2 separate regions of the Homo sapiens genome follow, and region 2 is linked to region 1. A link is a contact called in ENCODE Hi-C or POLR2A ChIA-PET data. All regions are on one chromosome and are shown on one strand. The core of a region is the stretch at or near the end of the contact, and the rest is flanking DNA. Distances in the headings are between cores, read along the strand shown.

Evidence for each region. A loop is a pair of places that touch in the nucleus more often than their neighbours do. ChIA-PET counts read pairs that join two places held with the same protein, here RNA polymerase II (POLR2A). Pooled maps may share reads with other maps.
Region 2: a loop to region 1 is called in a map with no recorded cell type, with 6 times the contacts of the local background. The contact joins the enhancer-like site here to the promoter of PDGFDDN in region 1. A Hi-C loop is called at or near these places in 2 of 168 maps with a recorded cell type or tissue (endothelial cell of hepatic sinusoid and left cardiac atrium), 35 of 37 single-sample maps with no recorded cell type and 7 of 50 pooled maps. POLR2A ChIA-PET finds 5 or more read pairs at or near these places in 2 of 52 experiments (OCI-LY7 and PC-9).

The regions. Positions count from the first base shown.
Region 1 is chr11:103,904,383-103,908,875 of GRCh38, reverse strand. It overlaps PDGFDDN (PDGFD downstream neighbor), which reads left to right and starts at 2,006. Exons shown (of 4, transcript XR_947960.3): 1 at 2,006-4,196. PDGFD (platelet derived growth factor D) reads left to right here. Exons shown (of 7, transcript NM_025208.5): 7 at 1-1,687. RefSeq lists an enhancer at 4,146-4,315.
Region 2 is chr11:103,956,478-103,960,970 of GRCh38, reverse strand. The region is part of intron 3 of PDGFD (platelet derived growth factor D); the gene reads left to right. Among named protein-coding and RNA genes, the nearest start is that of PDGFDDN, 52 kb to the right of the region's middle. Within about 2 kb of position 2,295, at least 2 of the 41 ENCODE cell types and tissues checked have a DNase peak (open chromatin) inside an H3K27ac peak, as active enhancers do.

The DNA of each region.
Region 1 (4,493 bases), core at 757-3,256:
TTTCTTTGCAAAACCCCTCCACAAAAGCAAATCCTTTCAAGAATGGCATGGGCATTCTGTATGAACCTTTCCAGATGGTGTTCAGTGAAAGATGTGGGTAGTTGAGAACTTAAAAAGTGAACATTGAAACATCGACGTAACTGGAAATTAGGTGGGATATTTGATAGGATCCATATCTAATAATGGATTCGAACTCTCCAAACTACACCAATTAATTTAATGTATCTTGCTTTTGTGTTCCCGTCTTTTTGAAATATAGACATGGATTTATAATGGCATTTTATATTTGGCAGGCCATCATAGATTATTTACAACCTAAAAGCTTTTGTGTATCAAAAAAATCACATTTTATTAATGTAAATTTCTAATCGTATACTTGCTCACTGTTCTGATTTCCTGTTTCTGAACCAAGTAAAATCAGTCCTAGAGGCTATGGTTCTTAATCTATGGAGCTTGCTTTAAGAAGCCAGTTGTCAATTGTGGTAACACAAGTTTGGCCCTGCTGTCCTACTGTTTAATAGAAAACTGTTTTACATTGGTTAATGGTATTTAGAGTAATTTTTTCTCTCTGCCTCCTTTGTGTCTGTTTTAAAGGAGACTAACTCCAGGAGTAGGAAATGATTCATCATCCTCCAAAGCAAGAGGCTTAAGAGAGAAACACCGAAATTCAGATAGCTCAGGGACTGCTAACAGAGAACTACATTTTTCTTATTGCCTTGAAAGTTAAAAGGAAAGCAGATTTCTTCAGTGACTTTGTGGTCCTACTAACTACAACCAGTTTGGGTGACAGGGCTGGTAAAGTCCCAGTGTTAGATGAGTGACCTAAATATACTTAGATTTCTAAGTATGGTGCTCTCAGGTCCAAGTTCAACTATTCTTAAGCAGTGCAATTCTTCCCAGTTATTTGAGATGAAAGATCTCTGCTTATTGAAGATGTACCTTCTAAAACTTTCCTAAAAGTGTCTGATGTTTTTACTCAAGAGGGGAGTGGTAAAATTAAATACTCTATTGTTCAATTCTCTAAAATCCCAGAACACAATCAGAAATAGCTCAGGCAGACACTAATAATTAAGAACGCTCTTCCTCTTCATAACTGCTTTGCAAGTTTCCTGTGAAAACATCAGTTTCCTGTACCAAAGTCAAAATGAACGTTACATCACTCTAACCTGAACAGCTCACAATGTAGCTGTAAATATAAAAAATGAGAGTGTTCTACCCAGTTTTCAATAAACCTTCCAGGCTGCAATAACCAGCAAGGTTTTCAGTTAAAGCCCTATCTGCACTTTTTATTTATTAGCTGAAATGTAAGCAGGCATATTCACTCACTTTTCTTTGCCTTTCCTGAGAGTTTTATTAAAACTTCTCCCTTGGTTACCTGTTATCTTTTGCACTTCTAACATGTAGCCAATAAATCTATTTGATAGCCATCAAAGGAATAAAAAGCTGGCCGTACAAATTACATTTCAAAACAAACCCTAATAAATCCACATTTCCGCATGGCTCATTCACCTGGAATAATGCCTTTTATTGAATATGTTCTTATAGGGCAAAACACTTTCATAAGTAGAGTTTTTTATGTTTTTTGTCATATCGGTAACATGCAGCTTTTTCCTCTCATAGCATTTTCTATAGCGAATGTAATATGCCTCTTATCTTCATGAAAAATAAATATTGCTTTTGAACAAAACTACTCCATTATTTAGTACTCAATTGCAGTTTTAAAAGGTGTACACTGCTAAAAAAGAAAAAAAAAAAGAAAAGAAAACTTCCAGCTGGACGCGGGGGCTCAAGCCTGTAATCCTAGCACTTGGGGAGGCCGAGGGGGTGGATCACACGGAGATCGAGACCATCCTGGTCAACATGGCGAAACCCTGTCTCTACTAAAAATACAAAAATGAGCCAGGTGTGGTGGTGGGCGCCTTTAGTCCCAGCTACTCAGGAGATTGAGGCAGGAGAATCACTTGAACCGGGAGGCAGAGGTTGCAGTAAGCCGAGATCACGCCACTGCACTCCAGCCTGGGCTGCAGAACAAGACTCCTTTCAAAAAAAAAAAAAAGGAAAACTTTTTTTCACAAATGCATCAAACTGTTTGGAATGACAAGATTGAGTGATTTCTGAAGGCTTCATTTTATAATGCCCGAAAGAACAACACTTTGTTCCCCAATTACAGGCTTCTGTTCTGTCTTTGTCCTGCAGCTGCACAGTGGGGCAAGACTTGGGTTTGGTTTTGTTGCTGCTTTGTTGCTTCTTCATTTGACTGTTTCCCCATGAGTCTTATAATGAATTATGTTCTCCTCTGACATTGTTCCTCACCTAAGAAAATCCACAGCTGTCTCTTCCTTGAGGCCTGAAGTCAACAACATTACAACCTCATTTCCCTTTTATCCACCTCCTTTTCCCATCTGGGTGGACACCCCAGCCAACTAGTGATTCAGTGTTATCAGTTCAGACAGACCAGTTTAGGAGCTACACTCCTATATCATTTGCTTTGTAATTTGTGAAGAGGCACATAGCATAAAGAGAGCTCTTCTAGCTGCAATGCACATGCAAGAATTTTTGCTTTTGATTATAGCCTAATCTTTATATCATCCTGCTGGAGACAAAATAGCAGCTGCAGTGTTGAATGAAACTCTGCCATTTTAGTGGTTTTAGGTCATTTGGGGAATGGGAGTAAAGACCTGTATTCTGTGGCAAGAATTAATTTTACCATCAGAAATACTAGCTAGTGTGTGAGCATGGGAGAGGGATGGGGACAGGGTCGAATAATTCTGTGCCTAATAGCTAATTCAAGTAACTGGGGTTTTTAGGTAAAAAGTCATAATAGTAATATATATATGTATATATATGTGAATATATGTGTATATATGTATGTATATATGTTGCATTTTAATACAAAGACATTAAGAATTTTATTTCATTTCCTGAAATGTTCACATGTCCAGTTTTATTCTGAGAATAACTCAACAGATGTCTAAATTGTTGATACTCTCCTAGGTTCCTCATAGAATATTAAATTAAAATTCAATAGATTAGTATTCATGCCTGAAGTCCTAGGAAATATAATTTTGTTTATTGGCAGCCCTAGTCAAACATGCTAGAAGACAGAATATTTATAATTCACTGGTTTTATTGACATTCACTCAAATTCTGTTGTTTTTAAAGATCAAGTTAAAGACTACACAGACCTTCAAAACTTAGCATAGCACAACTGGGATATCTCTCAAATAAAATAGGCATCAACAAGGGATAAGCAACTAACCACTTAATGTAAGACTTTATGCTTGCTTTTCCAGTTATATTTCTGAATTTTGCAAACTAATTTGTGTCCTTTTTTTGAATAAATTTCATTTCTATAGAGATGTCTAAAAATTATTTAGCAGACTACATTAAAAGAGAGTGGAGCTAACTTCTTAACATAGGTTAATATACTCAGTGCAACAAGCTGTGGACCAAGAAATCTTCATTTTCTAGCAAAATCATTTGACTTTGTGATTATTTTAAACTGTTTATACTTATTGCCAGGTTTAGTGACCAGAAACCAAATGTTAAAATCATTCTTGGATTCAATTTACATTTTAAATAATACCTACAATACAAGTTCCCTTTTAAGAACTAAGGTCTCTAACCTGTTTCTGGTTGAGGTCATAGTATAAATTTCTCCTCTTCAGGCCTTCTAGTGTCTTTCTAGACTTTCCTTTCTCCCTGTGTCTCCCACAGGCTTCCTTTCTCACCTGCCTCTACTTGTCAGTCTTCAAATCAGAGAAAATCAGGATCAATATCTGCTTTGGGAAAGACAGGAGATAGATCAGTCGAGGAGATCAACTGCATGGTTACCCAAGTGAGCAATTAATAGGGTAAAATTCCCAACTGCTTTAAGAAATCACTGCTTTTTGAGAGTCAAACACATCAGGTGCATATTTTTCAGTACTGTCCACTTTGGTGCAAACTTCAGGATATGGTGGTAGATATTTGTTGACTTCTGTCAATAGAAATTTAGCCACAGTCAATATGGGGAAAATTGACTAAATTACATGTTTCATTCATTCATTCAACAGCAAATACATTAAAGCCCGCTATGTATCAGACATGCTTTGAGGCTTGAAACACAAGATTCACAACAGAGGATAAAACTAGAGAAAGATATTCTAGGTAAGATCAACAGGAAGAACAAAGGTCTCCCAGCAAAAATGCATAAGGTAAGTGTGGGCAGTTCAGAAAATATAAAGTGATCGAAAGGAAAGAAAAGGAAACTGTAGGCAAATGAATTTAGTCTTTTACATTTAGTAAAGGAAGCTCCATGAGGACCTCTGAGCACAGTGGGGGCTGTATGTGTCATAGAGCACCAGACAGAAAGTTAGAAGGTCTTGGTTGTAGTGACTAGCCTGCCACTTTCTAAACCTATGTTTCCTCATTTACACACTCAGATATGTAAGATGTTCTGGAGGTGTCTTCCGGCAGAACAATTCTGCAATTCTGCATTTTCGAAAATGGGT
Region 2 (4,493 bases), core at 1,046-3,545, 52 kb before region 1:
TTGGTATTGACAAGTGGGGCCTTTGGGAGGTAAATAAGACATGAAGGTGGAGCCATCTTGATGTGATTAGTGCCCTTGTAAGAAGAGACATGAGAGAAAAGATCTCTCTCTCTCTCTACCATGTGTGGGCACAGCAAGAAGACATCCATTTGCAAACCTGAGCCCAACCATGTCAGCACTCCGGTCTTGGACTTCCCATCCTCTAGAACTGTCAGAAATAAAGTTCTGTTCTTTACAAGTTACATATCCTATGGGAATTTGTTCTAGCTGCTCCAACTGACTAAGACACAAGATAATTCGAGATAATGGTAAGCCATTAAAAAACTTAAAGTTGCTGATACAAAAAGGAATGACAAGAGTAGGACATTAGAATTAATCTAGACAACACATTTCTTAAGGTCAATTTTGCTTCCTGTGCATCCATGCATTAGCCAACACCTTGCTCAATGACTTACATACTTTGGTCATTCAAAAATCTCAGTCAAATAGTGAATAAAACTTTGAACTCAGTAGTCTATGAGATCCCTTGCAACTTCCAAACTGGTAAGAATAAAAAATAAATACATAAGTAAATAACAGTTTAAAGTGTAAGTGTGAGGCATGAGGCCTGCCAAAAAAAATCCATGTCCAAAGAATATCTCAGCTAATCCTTGGGCGTGGGCAATAACCTAGTCAGCTCTGAATTTTCCCAGTCCAGTAGAGGAGAAGCAATAGTTCACCCAATCCCTATTTTTCCTTTCACTCTGGAATGCAGTTTATCCTTTTTTTGGCACCAAAAATACCTTTGTAATTGTATTTGGTTTGGATGAATATGGCAGTAAATTTGCATTCTCTAAGTACACAGATGTAACGGTACAAAAAATTATAGCAAGATGCAAAGAAGAACCAATCTGGGATTAAAATTTTGCTGTGCAAAGCCTAGTGTTTTCACTCATAAAACTGCTGATGAATATTGCTAGTGTAATAACTGGTCAAAGTAAAAGATGTTCCTGTTAACTGATGATAACCAAAAGTAAAAAGGAATTTTTAATGCCCATACGCATGAACTAATAGAAATTAAATTGCAGGATCTCTCATTTAATTACCATTTATCCTATTCCAAAATGATCCTCCCAGCCTGGAGGAGAAGACTTCAAGTTGTTTACTTGGAGGGATGAAGTCCTATGGACTGAGTCAGGCAGTTGCCCCCAGGAGGTCTCTTTCACTGATGTTAACCATGGTGTTTGGCAACAGTATTTTTTCTCTTTGTAAAGTTTTATCAGCTCTGTCATAAATTCTTAGGAATTTATGAAAACCTGTACTTAGCACAGTCTGAAACTCACGACCTGTGTGCTTGGCACTCAGTTCCAACAAGTTCACCTAATGGGCCCAGATAGCAAGCCTGCTTTGGAGATCCAAAATGTGCCAGCTGCCTTAGTTAGTTGCTAGTTGAGTGGGGAGTGGAAAGAGGAAGTACAAAGTCAAGAATATACGAATCTCCCCTTTTGTGAGAAGAGTAATTTGCAAGGGTATGAGTCCTATGCTTTTGTTTCAGACTTTACATTAACCATCTCTCTAGTTTAACCACATAAATGACTCTGGAAATCCCCTTAGAAAGAAGTCAGGTCAAGAAAAAGGTACTTTGAATTACTTGTTTTCATTTACATAGCTGTATAGTAGTAACATGACTCTTAAATATTTTATATTCAGTATGGCCCATAGTGCCAAATGATAATTATGATGGGTGGCAGCTCTGATGAATGAACACTGGTCCAGTGTAAGGATAAGGATGAATGTGTAGAGGGAAAAGGTGTCACAACGCAAAGTCACCTCACTAGGAAATACCCATATTTTTAAAAAGAATGGACAGCTTTTTTAATACTTTACAACTGACACTCCTGATTCTCTTAGAAAATGTTCCCGTTTACATTATAATCCCATCACTTGCTGAGTAACATTTCATGAGTGCTCTTTTTCATGGAACCGTACCAGCTGTGTTGACTGTGGCTTTGGCTTTTAGACTTCAAATGGTATTTTCTCCCTAAAGTCAGATCTTAGGAGTTTTAATTAGTAATGGAATAATTTGAGTTTTTAGAGATAATGATTTTAGCTAAGGGATTTTGGTGACATGGCCTTAATCTTCATACTGTTTGTAATTCCCATTTTCTCTAATTACTGGTTTTAATAATGTAACTAGCTTTTGGCCACCATGAAGAAAATCTATTTATATAACGTCAGTCAAGTACAGAGAAATTTAGCAGTTATTGGGAGTGTGAATTTCAGCACAGAGGCGTGAAATGGTTTGTTGAATTCTGAGCATGAAACAGTATTTCCTCTCTTAACCACAATAATAAAAACAAACCAAACAAACAAAAAAGAGTGCTTACTATGTACCAGGCACTGTGCTTGCAAGAAAATGAAAATATGAATCAGGTCAGTATTTCTTCATTTCAAACTTGTAATTTTCCTAAGGTGCAGGAATAATTTCCTAAGTCATTCATTTTAGCTTGGTATAAACAATCTTTAAGATTAGCTTAGCAATATCAAAAGTACAATCTTTAATAAATTTCAGACCACTGGTGAATTGAATCAGATGTTCTCTTTGAAATGCATTTAAGGAATTTATGAAAACCTGAACTTAGCACAAATCAAGAAGATTCGTTTATTTTATAAAAAGGATTATTTATAAAAGAAAAGAGGAATTATTCAACAAAGATGAAAGAGTACAGAGACTCAGCCACGGTTTCAGGTATCTGTGGCACTTCCTTAATAATAGGGCTTGCATCCTGTCTTTCTGCTTCCTCATCTTTTAAAGCTACTGTAGAAATGATGAATGAGATAATTTATGGAAAGTATTTCATATAGTCACCGGCATAAAATCTGTGCTCCATAAGTGGCAGGCGTTACTGCAAAATAATTAATCACAGAGTTTTTTTTTTTAATGCTAAACAACTAGTCACAAAATTTAAATCTGAACCTAGCTCTTCGGCAACAGATTGTAGAAATACTGTAGTATTTCTCTAGGTGTAAATTAAATGTTCACTTACCAAACACCATGGAGGTTGGTGAACCAACACCATACACCAAACACCATGGTATGACCAAACACCATGGAAGCTATTAACAAAGTAGTATTTTGCAATTTGCAACTTTCTGTGCAGCCCCTTGGTATGCGGCACCCCTCTCTCTATCTGCAAACACGCTGATCCTCTCTAGTTCTTGAATATCATTCTCATGACCCCTTTTAAATCAATGACCCCCTTCTCTTCTCAGCTTGCTGGACTGGGATTTGCTCTAATCTTTACTTACTATATCGAGAACAAATTCCCAAACTAGCCAGTTTTCCCAGCACCATTTATTAAATAGGGAATCCTTTCACCATTGCTTGTTTTTCTCAGGTTTGTCAAAGATCAGATAGTTGTAGATATGCGGCATTATTTCTGAGGGCTCTGTTCTGTTCCATTGATCTATATCTCTGTTTTGGTACCTGTACCATGCTGCTTTGGTTACTGTAGCCTTGTAGTATAGTTTGAAGTCAGGTAGCGTGATGCCTCCAGCTTTGTTCTTTTGGCTTAGGATTGACTTGGCGATGCGGGCTCTTTTTTGATTCCACATGAACTTTAAAGTAGTTTTTTCCAATTCTGTGAAGAAAGTCATTGGTAGCTTGATGGGGATGGCATTGAATCTATAAATTACCTTGGGCAGTATGGCCATTTTCACGATATTGATTCAACTGGATCCCTTCCTTACACCTTATACAGAAATTAATTCAAGATAGATTAAAGACTTAAACGTTAGACCTAAAACCATAAAAACCCTAGAAGAAAACCTAGGCATTACCATTCAGGACATAGGCATGGGCAAGGACTTCATGTCTAAAACACCAAAAGCAATGGCAACAAAAGCCAAAATTGACAAATGGGATCTAATTAAACTAAAGAGCTTCTGCACAGCAAAAGAAACTACCATCAGAGTGAACAGGCAAACTATAAAATGGGAGAAAATTTTTGCAACCTACTCATCTGACAAAGGGATAATATCCAGAATCTACAATGAACTCAAACAAATTTACAAGAAAAAAACAACCCCATCAAAAAGTGGGTGAAGGATATGAACAGACACTTCTCAAAAGAAGACATCTATGCAGCCAAAAGACACATGAAAAAATGTTCACCATCACTGGCCATCAGAGAAATGCAAATCAAAACCACAATGAGATACCATCTCACGCCAGTTAGAATGGCAATCATTAAAAAGTCAGGAAACAACAGGTGCTGGAGAGGATGTGGAGAAATAGGAATACTTTTACACTGTTGGTGGGAATGTAAACTAGTTCAACCATTGTGGAAGTCAGTGTGGCGATTCCTCAGGGATCTAGAACTAGAAATACCATTTGACCCAGCCATCCCATTACTGGATATATACCCAAAGGACTATAAATCGTGCTGCTATAAAGACACATGCACACGTATGTTTATTGTGGTACTATTCACAATAGCAAAGACTTGGAACCA